Regions from separate parts of the Mus musculus genome. Here region 1 is linked to region 2. Evidence: chromatin loops called from intact Hi-C (ENCODE). Cell type or tissue: left cerebral cortex. All regions are shown on one strand. Links, peaks and the distances in the headings refer to the core of each region. The heading gives the core; the rest is flanking DNA. Region 1 has its middle 4.6 kb from the start of Gm40216. Region 2 overlaps Dab1 (disabled 1).

The links. Peaks named below come from ENCODE experiments on the same cell type or tissue, not always from the same donor. Only the 100,000 strongest peaks of a DNase experiment are listed, where the experiment ranks them.
Region 1: a loop joins it to region 2, with 4 times the contacts of the local background. A loop is called at or near these places in 2 of 42 quality-filtered maps.

What each region holds. Positions count from the first base shown.
Region 1 is chr4:104,891,995-104,897,375 of GRCm38, forward strand. It overlaps a transcript of Fyb2 not described here. Among named protein-coding and RNA genes, the nearest start is that of Gm40216, 4.6 kb to the left of the region's middle. In left cerebral cortex, for the core only: a CTCF peak has its summit at 2,218 (motif pointing left); DNase peaks (open chromatin) are centred at 1,638, 2,212 and 2,501; H3K4me3 peaks cover 633 bases; H3K27ac peaks cover 1,421 bases.
Region 2 is chr4:104,452,004-104,457,384 of GRCm38, forward strand. The region is part of intron 4 of Dab1 (disabled 1); the gene reads left to right. Among named protein-coding and RNA genes, the nearest start is that of C8b, 310 kb to the right of the region's middle. In left cerebral cortex, for the core only: CTCF peaks have their summits at 475 and 718; DNase peaks (open chromatin) are centred at 749, 3,368, 3,648, 4,057 and 1 more place; H3K27ac peaks cover 1,903 bases.

The DNA.
Region 1 (5,381 bases), core at 143-5,142, 440 kb after region 2:
GGGAGGCAGGAGAGATGCTGTGACCATCTTGCCTCACCTTGGGACCTCACACTAGAACTTCACAACTAGAACGTGCCAGCACCACCCTGGCCACGGTTCCCTGTAGCTCAGCCTTCCGGAGCACAGAGAAGGCCTAAGGAAGGCAGGAAGGCGGGGGAGGAAGTTGAGAACAAGCTGCTGAGGTGAATATGATGTCAGAGGATGGAACATGGTCACATAGCAATCACATGGACAACTAAGAGCCAGAAGAGTGGTGCGGTCAGCCCACTCTGTGACATGTGTGCTGCTCCTGCCTACTCAGTAAAACATGTGCTGCTCCTGTGTGGAACCTCATAGCAAACCTTGCGTGATGGCCTTCCTGTCCACCTAGCCCCCTTTCCTTCATTCTGGACCGCTGCCTTGACACCCTTGACCTCTGGACATTTGCAACATGTCTGCCAACCACGCCTAGCGCTTCTTACCTCCAAGTTCCTTTGATTCTAGCTTGTTTAGTCTATCTGGGCCTCTGTGACAGAATGCCACAGACTAGACGACTTACCGAAGAAAACCTTTCTTCCCCACCATTCTAGAGACCAAGCAATCAAGGCACAGGTAGGCATGGGTCTGAGCAGAAATCACTTTCTACGTCACAGCCAGCTGGCTTCTTGCTGTTGTCATGGGGGACAGGAGGTGGACATCAGTTGGATCCAGGATGGCTCTGACCTTATCAAAGGTCTCCTTCCAAACACAAGCACACTGAGGATTAGGCCCAATATAAGGATTCGAGGTGGACAGACATTGAGGTTGGTCTAGCGGCTCATCTTCCTCGGTCCATGTGGTCTGCTTCCCACAAGGCCAAGGGAAGTACCTCCTGCTAGTCCATGCGGCTGGGTGAGAGATCGCTGTAGGCTCTCGTTCCCACTGTCTTGACCTTTCTTCACCATTCATCTAAATTCTAACACCTCTAACAGCAGGCCTCCTTTAGAGCCAAGGGATTTAGGAGTTGAGCCTCATGCCCAGATGGGTCCACCGTCACCCACCCATTTAGGACTTCAAAGCAAAGTCTGAGTGCCTAAACCACAGACTCAGAATCTGTGAAAATACAGAGGTCCAACGTATTTGTAACTGTATTTAGGAAAATGCAAGTCCTTTTCCAGGAAGACAGTGGGTATTTGTTGACTACCTGTGATGGCCACACAAAAACATACACAGACACGGATACACACAGACACAGATACACACACAGACACACACACACACAGACACACACAGATATACACAAACACACACACACAGATACACACAGACACGGATACACACAGACACACACAGACACAGATACACACACACACAGAGAGACACACACACACACACAGACACAGATACACACACACACAGATATACACACACACACAGATACACACACACACACACACCACTTAGCTCATCTCATATTTATGCCCAATCTGTGAGAGAGCTGCTATGAGCAGCCTGAAGATCATTTGCCCAAAATCTCAGTTTCATTGCCGCAGAAAGGCAAGGTTCCAATTCTTTTTGCAGTGCTTCCCTTACTGCATGGCTTTGCAGCAGACCTTATGCCGGGGATTTCCTTGTAGAACTGTCCTCTTGTCCTTGATTCTGGGCCCCTAACTTGACCCCTAGGGTCCTGGGAGTCTGTTACATGTCTGCAATCCACCCTTCCCCCAGGCTTCATGCTTCAAATCTCTCTGTTCCTCAGAGGCTGCTTGCACCCTGTGTCCAGAAAATGCCACAGACGGTGTTTTGTCCACGGCGCCCTGTTACATCATTACCTCTACCTAGCAAGGGCACAGCTTGTCCAAGTGACTGGAGAGAGGACAGGGGAACTTTGAAGACAATGGTGCCTTACGTTATAGCAAGCACTCTCCTAAGCATCTGATTTGGGTTTTAAAGACACATTTACACAGGAGAACAGTCTTTTGGTTCGGTTGCCTCCAATTTTCTGTCATCTGAATCATAGCCAAGGAATAAATTGAATCTTTTTCTAACATAGAATATATTACTCTTGAAATAGTAGGAAATGTTGATAATTGCCTTTTATTGGACTCACAAATAATTTATAAGTTGGTCCGATTTAAAAAAAAAAAAAAGTATTATAGTCTTATTTCTTTGGTTTCTTCCTTGAGGCAAGTATCAGCCTCTAAAAATAGAACCCGTGTAGAGATGGGCCTAGCGCTCCCCCTGGTGGTCACTATTTAGGATTGCAGGCTCCATAAATGGACCTGAAGCTGTAGGCTACATTTGAATAATTCCTTTTCCCCTAAGTACACAGAAAGATTTGATTTATTCTTCCCAGCCATGTCTGCATTACAGAGTACTTCTCCTTAGAAAGTCTATCTGCTTTGAGCGTAAGTAAATGATCTATTCCTCATATACATTATCAGGCTGAACGTCTCGGAGGTAGTAAGAGCTTTCCTGGTTCTATCAAATGTCAGGAAAGCTGGGAGTTTCTTCTTTGCTTTAGAAAATACGGAGGAGTGAAATGCAAGCTGGCTGTCAGAGAATCACAGGGACAAGATATTGAAGGGATGACTCGTGACTGTGTGCGCGGAGAGAGTGCAGTGGAGAGATGGACGGGAGTCTCAGAACCGTGGGTCAGAGGCAGGATCCTGGGACGCCCTCCACTGCAATAGCAGATACACACACTGCCTTTCTCTGGAGAGACTGTGATGCCCTGCCTTCCTTGCAGGTAACTAGAGACCCAAGTAGCAGTTCCAGACAGTGGGCTGAAAAGCTAGCTGCGGCACTTCCTGGCCTAACCCTCAAGCACCTGGTGACGGCTCCCACTGTCTCTGTGTTCACACAAATGCCAACGGAATATTCCAAGATATCACAGGAGCAAAGTGGAGTCATCTCTTGTTTGAAAAGTATTTCTTTTCATTTTTTGAGATTATGTTACAATTGATATCATTCTCTCCACATCTTCGTCCCTCCAAACCCTCCCCTATACCCTTCCTTGCTCTCTTTCAAATTCACAGTATCTTTTTTTTATTAATTATCATCTTCTACAAGCAGACACAAATATACATACATATACACGTTTATATATTTATATGAATGTACATATACATATACATAAATGCATAAATGCAGTCTGTAAATGCTTCTTGTATATATGTTTTCAGGGCTGGCCATTTGGAATTGCATGACCAATCCATGTGTTCTTCCCTGGGGAAGACAGTTTCTTCCTCTCTCAGCACTGCTTAGTTGCCTCTGGTTCTTCCTTTCAGGCTGAGGCCTCTCTCTTCCTCCTGTCCACTTTGCCATGCCTACTGTTGTCCTTTCTCAGCTCGTGCTTAGGCAACTGTGTTGCTGAGACTTCGTGGCTGTGGTTTCTGATATTCCTGGAAGACACAATATCACAGCAAACTCCCTATCCCCCTGGCTCTTCTAGTCTTTTGGTTCCCTCTTCCTCAGTGATCTCTGAGCCTTGGGTGTGGGAGTTATGTCATAGATGTATTCATTGGGACTAGGTCCCACAACAGTATGCTTTGATTGGTTGTGGTTTTCTGTAATGTTCTCTATTTATTGAAAGAGAAGTTTCCTTGATGAGAGATGAAAGCTACACTCATCTGTGAATAGAAGGACCAACATTATAACGTAGTTAAGAATTATGCTAGTTTAGTAAAATAGCAGTTAAAGGCTTTCCTCCAAGATCCATGACTTCACTAGCCCTGGGTAGTTGGTTAGGTTTTTAGTACTGTACACAATTTCCTTCTTGTTGAATACATCTTAAGTCCAATTAGAGTGTTCCTGGTGACCACCTAGTTACGCATTACCACTACCACACTCTTAGAGACAGCAAACCATGGTGGTGGTTGCTGTGGTTCATAAATGTCATAGCTGGGTAAGACTGTTGGTTTACTCCATCCTTAGAAGCTTGCATGGCAGCTTCCGGTGCCAGGAAAGTTAGTCCTCAGGGAGGACTAACTCAGCTCAAGACTCTTTCAGCACTAGGTCTGAAATGCATGGTGGTTTTAGCAATAGAGACTTACTATCTTCCACCTCTGGGGGTGCAATGAAGAGCAGTAGCAACAACCTGTAATGTTTTGAAAGTTACTTGGACAACTCTGACCAGCAACTCAGAAGAGGACTTCTCATGCCTAGTGTTGGGGTTTTGTTAGATGACTTTGACCCTAGGAAGAAGAATTGTCAGCAGAGCTGATAAATTTTCCTTCAAACTATATATGTATATTTATACACAGACTTACTTGTATTGTAGGTATTCTTAGGTAGATAGTTAATAGTATGATGAGTTTTTCTGACATCCTTAGAGCTACTTTACCCGCTATCTTTTGTATTTATCTTTCCCCTTCCATAATTAGAGCCCCTCATTCCCTGTTTTCCCCATTACTTGTACCCTGATAGCCCCCTCTATTTTGCTTCTCCAACTCAGCAATGGTCCCTTTCTTCTTTACTGATTTCCACAGTTACTCCAGGGTAGTGAGTTCATCTCTTACTGAACACTGGCCTGGAAGAACCGCCAGATTCTCAGAAACTGGCCTAAGGGAGAGCACACTCAAAAGTGCCGAGTCTCCAAGGAAGAAGAGAGCTCTGAATGGCAGCCAGAAGGGACAGATATCCCCACCATCAAAGTGAGTCAAGTCATCCCAGCCCCAGTTTTCTCAGCCAGAACTTACATTAGTGTAGGAAAGTCAATGAAACAATGTATGAGAAACATTTATAATGTATCCAAGCTCAGGAAATGCAAGTGTACTGTCTATTGTGTCTTCTATTGGCAATGATGAATTCTGAAATCATGTTTTGGTTTTCACCCAGGATTTCTGTTACAAGAAAAGGAATGCCTTGCTTCAATAAGTAATCAAAAGCAGGTTCCCAAAGTCAGGCAGGTCCAATGTAGATTAAGCCTTGGGGCAATTTAATCCACTCACAGTGTCTTTCTAATTTGACTCCCCAGAAGCTGTTACATAGTCTTAACCTGTTTTGAAAGCAGGAGAAACCCCTCCCAGGCGCCTTGAATCCTGTGATTCCTCCTAATAGACTGGCTTAGATGCCCTGCTCACTTCTAAACCAATTAGGACTCAAATCTGAAGCCAGGGGCGGGATCAAGCTCTCTTAAACCCAGACCAAGAAGAATGAGATCACACATTTTAGAAAGAATGTTTTAAGGATGCTTTCTTAATAGAAGAAAGGGTATGTCTTAGTCACTGGTCTATTGCTGACCAAAGCAACACTTATAAAAGAAAGTGTGACCTTTGAGCTTGTCATAGTTTCAGAGGTTAGCGCATTATGATAGTGGTGGAAATCATGGCAGCATGCAAGCATACGTGGTGCAAAAGGAGCAGATGAGAGTTCTTCATCCTGATCCATAGGCAGAGAGACAGAGACAGAGACAGAGACAG
Region 2 (5,381 bases), core at 247-5,246:
TCATCTTGCTCTATTGTCATTTTCACTTATGTCCCCACTTAAACATTTATGTACTTTTTTTTATCCTGCGACTTTAATAAAACCTCTCTGCATAATCATTCTTGAACGTGAATGGCAATGAGTCGCTGCAGTTGCTTTAACGCCGATTTTGATGATGAAATTGGAACACATTTATGGAAAATCACAATCAATAGTTTGAAGAGCAGAGTCATAGAAATGGCAGAAAAATGATTCAGAAAGTTGTTAGTTGAGTGAGGTAAAAGCTGATGGAATAAATCAGGTGGTTTGCACAGAGATAAGTTAGGCAAGGAGAAGACATAGCTTGATCTCCCTTAATACGAGAGACACTTACAGGTCCCCCTCCCTCTGAGCCCTAGGCTACACAGCTGTGACATTTGTATGGCTACTCTATCACAGTACGATTATCAAATGCATTAATGAAAGTACAGTGTTCATTTAGATCAGGTACTGGACTGCCGTGTCCCCTGTAGGTACTGCACATTGAGGACTTAGTGAGCATCATGGGTAATATAGAAATCACACCATGGGAGGTGGAATGTGTTAGTGTGAATGACTGAAAAAAGAGAGGATGTAGCGAGGACATACATAATTGCTTTTTTTTTTCCCTCAGAATGGTGACCAATGTGTGGAAAGACTGGAGCTGTGCTGTGCTTCGCCACAGGACAGCTCAGAGGCCAGTGGGATTCAGGGAGGCAGGCTTTGGCTGATGTAGGAAAGACTTCGTGCCAGAGAGAGCTGTCCAATAATAGAACCGGCTGCCTGGGGAGATGGGGAGAGCGAGCGAGCTCTCTATCTTTGGAAATGTTCTAGCAGAGCCTGGATAGCCATCTGTTGTGGGTATTGTGGAAAGATTCCTGCATTTGATAGATGAATAGAATTGTGTTGTTGATAATAGTAGTAAATGTGTCTACTATGTGCTCTTTGCAGACACACTGCCGGGTACTTAGTCAGGCAAGTTTGTCTCCCTTGTCACCTTTCACCCAGGAAAGCCATGCTGGGATGGGGGCTGTCACTCCATTTGTGTAGATGAAAAGGATTCAGGGTGAGAGTTTGAACCCTAGGTTTTCTGACTCCAGGGCAATTTGTCCACCAGTTGTGTCTGCTTTTGACAATCTTATCCATTGCAGATTCCACGATGGATTTCATATATATTCGTTTACTGCATTCAAGGTGTCCCGTAGGCAAGCCAGGTAGGTGTAAAAGGCACTGAAGGAGATGAATAGGAAGTTCAGGGAGCTGAGAACAGTGGTCAGGTATCAGAGGGAGACTTGAACATCCTTGGCCATTGGATGAGAGGAACGGAGTTGGGGCTTATTTTTGTGAATGCGGAATATGGCATTGTGAGAAGTTTAGTGAGTTCCTATAAATTGTTTCCTTTTGTATAAGGTAGAGATGGAAACAATTCCTTAAAGGGTTTTGAGATTAAGTGAGATTTCATGCAGAGCATGCTCATAAGTACCTAGGAGCCTTTGATGTAGACAGTGGCCATTGACTTGCTGAGACTCCCAAGGTAGTGATTGTGGAGGCAGGAGACTGTAAACTCTGACTCCTATTTTCGAGGAGGAAGGGGGAAGCTGCTACTGCATATTGGAAGATAGGGCTTTTATTTGTTTGCTTCTTTCTTTGTTTTTGGTGTGTGTGTGTAATGTGTACTGTGTAATACGGAATATGTAGCATGTAGTATCATAAACTGTTTGGTGCATTCACAGTCCTATGTTGATTCACATGTTCCTCTGTGTGTGTGTGTGGTGTGTGTGTGTGTGTGTGTGTGTGTGTGTGTGTGTGTGTGTGTGGTGTGTGTGTGTGTGTGGTGTGTGCACGCACACGTGCGTGTGTAGAAGCCATTGCAGGGTATAGGGAGCCTTCTTCCATTGCTGTGTCCTTGTTCTCTTGATGCAGGGCCGTCCCCTCACTGGTGCTCACTATTTTGCCTAAGTTGATTGGGTAAAGAGCCCTTGAAATCTGCCTGTCTCATGCCCCCAGCTTTTTTTATATGGGTACAAGGGTCTTCCAGTCAGGTCCTTGTGCTTGCAGAACATGTGTTCTTATCCTCTAGGCTGTCTTCCTACTCTCATAAGGTAAGCTTATAGCCTCAGTATAAGGTTCTTTAAATGCCTTATCTTCATGGAAACTGTGTAAGAGCAATGTCGACCCTGGAGTCTTGAAACAGTGCCTGAAGGTATGCATTTGTTCCTGAGCCATATCTGGGTGCCAGTGCCGCCTGGCTGTGTGCCCTCCTGTACCATTCCTTTGTATGCCTCAGTTTGATCAACTGTAAGATGGGAATGCTTGTTTATCTTCCTTAGACCCATTTACGTAATAAGAAGTCGGCTCACTGTTTAAATTCGTATCATTGATAACCATTAGATTCTCTAGCCTAAATTAACACTAGTGCTTTTCCAACTGCTCCTTCAGGATTGATTCTACCTTGTCTATCACACCGAACAGAGTCAGTGTGAAGGAGTTAGGAGGACTGGGCAGGTGGACTCCCTGCCTTTACAGTTCAGTTAGTGCTTACTGTCTCTGTGACTTGGGGCAACTTGAGGTCTCTGCAAGCCTTGGATTCTTTCATATAATGTGGCCATAACGGCAACACCCATTTCATATCCACTTGAGAATAAATGACATACAAGTGTGGTGTATTTACAACAATGCCTAGGAGTCTTCAACAGTAAATTGCCAACAAATGACTCTGTATCTCTATCTTTACTGCATGGATTGATGCTACCTATATAATTCTATGATATATGAGCATTATCTATAGACAGGTTTCTGTCTAAGCAAGCATTGCCTGCATGGCAGGATATAAAGGGGTGGGTTTTTATATAGAGAATTTCTGGTTGTAATTGTGCTGTGGAACGGAAAGAAACCAAGATCTATCAAGGTGAATGAGAATCTTGCAGAGGAATATGTGCTAGTTAATAAGAGACAACGGTTAATCTGGCTAACCGTGACTTGAGGGACACGGACATCTTATTGCTGGTGTTCCCAAGGTCACTGTCGTTGTTTAAAGATGCAGTCAGAGGCTCAGGTTCCTTCTGTTAGCTCCTTGGGTTCTTTCATGGTCTCAGACTAGCTACGACAGATCCGCATCACCCTCATATGTCGTGGAAAACAGAAATAAGCCAAGACACTGGGGACAGTCAGATGGAACTTCCCTTGTTTATTTACTATTTGTTTTAATCAGAGGAGGAAAAAAAAAAAAAAAAGATGATTTCCCAGAAGGGACTCCCGTATAGCACAGCACCTACTCACTTCCTGCTTTTCTCTGTTTGCCAGAACCGGATCGTTTTGCCGCTTCCAGCCAGAAGGGAGGCCAAGAACACAAGTATCTGGCTTCGTTCAGCATCTCTCAGGGAGAGGTGGGCAGGGAGAGGGGGGCGTGTAAGCGGAACAGCTTTCCATGGGTCAGTTACTAAGTGAAAAAATGGCAGCTCATGGCCTCTAGGAGAGGTCACAGGGGCTCACTGATAAGTGGCGGAAGCTGGATTTTCTGGGCGGGGAGAAAAACAGACATTAAGGAGACTTCAGGGGCCTTAAAGAAGCCTCCCACTATAGAGATATCATTTTTTCAGTAACTAATGCAGAGGAAGCACCCGGGTTCCAAATATGGGAACAGGAAAACTGTCATGGAAGAGGCAGCCAATTGCTCTTGCTTGCAGCTGCTGACTCTGACCCTATACACCCTCTTCAGTCCTCAGCTGCTGGGTACCAGTGCATCCTTTTGGGAGCCAGACCATGTGTTAGGGCAGAATAAAGATGCTCATCTCACTAGCTACTCCTGTTCTCCAGGCGAACTGTTTGCAGGGAGAGGGGCAGTGTACACAGTAGTAACAGGTCTAGTAATTAGCAAGAGCCCCGAGGCCTTGCATCACTTCTAAAAGGACAAGGTGATTCAATAAGATCTGTCACTACCCCTGAGAGTTTCCCAGATGGAGAGACAGGTGGGGACCTCCAGTGCTAATGACAGGGAGGCCCCTGGCCCACAGTTGTTAGAGTAGATGAGGTGGGACCAAAGCAAAGCAGGTGGGCATGAGGCTGCATGCCTGCTGGGGATATGTGAGCCTGTTTTTACACTCACTGCCTGTGGTGTATGCACGATCCTGGCAAACTGGGCCACTGTAAGGGTAGAGCCGTGGTGGCATGAGCCTGTTAACACAGGTAAATGGGACAGCATGGCAAAGCAAGCCCTAACTTCCATCCATGTCCTCTGTCCCCAATCCACAGGCCAAGGACTCAGATGAGCATTCACTTTTGTTTCAGTACATATTAATTGGCAGATCAAAGGTTGCCTGTGCAGCACTGTCGGTGTGCTCATTCTCCTAAGGGAGCCTGGAAGGGAAGAACACCTACAGAGGAGTCCTGGAGTCTGCTGTCTCAGCAGGAACTCGCTGGGCTCCTGGCATTTACCAGCCAGTCACAGAGGAGGCACTGGGGTTCTCCGTGAGGTATTTGGAGTGGAGGACTTGCACTTCAACAGCAGATGCTGTAGAATGCAGGAAGCGCCTGATGCTTAACTTTCTCCCATTTCTTTCCCCTCCCTCAGAAATAGAACCTGCATTTTTTTCTCTTCTACTACATAAACCACATGATTGGATGGGACAATCACTTAGCTCCACCTTTAGACCCATCAGATTGGTCTAAGTGTATGCTCATCATTTTGTCTTCCTTGGAATATTTACATGGCTGCTAGGAGTGAGATCTGAGTCAGCCAAACACTAGGGCTTGTTCACGACTCGGACTCAGCAGCTCAGAAGCACTGTTGGCTGTGGGCGATAGCAATTTAATGATAGAATGAAATTTAATGATAGATGGTTAAATTAACTTTGATCAAATGATAGATGGTTAAATTAACTTTGATGATGGGTGTAAAACTTTTAGAAATGTAGCCCCTACCTGTTCCTCATAGAAGCAGACTAGGTAACTCCAAGGGGGTAGAAATCAGTGAATATTAACATCCACTATCCCCTTTCTCTCATGCGTATGTGTGTGTGGCATGCATGTATGCATACGCGTATTGCCTAGATATGGATACATGCATATATGTGGGTGTATATGCAAAATGTGTGTGTAAATGTAGAGACCAGAGGTTGATGTCTAGACTCTTGCTTGATCCTTGTCTACCTTATTCATTGAGGCAGGCTTTCTAAATCGAACTCAGAGCTAAAGAAGACCTCTAGTGCAGGTAGCCTAGAAGATCCGTTGTCTCTATTGTATGAATCCTGGAATGATTAGTGAGCTACCATGTTTGCTGTGCTTTTCGGTAGGTTCTGGGCATCCAAATTCTGGTCCTCATGCTTGAGTGACAAGCACTTTAACCACTGAACATCTCTCAGCCCCACATCATAATTCTCACTGGT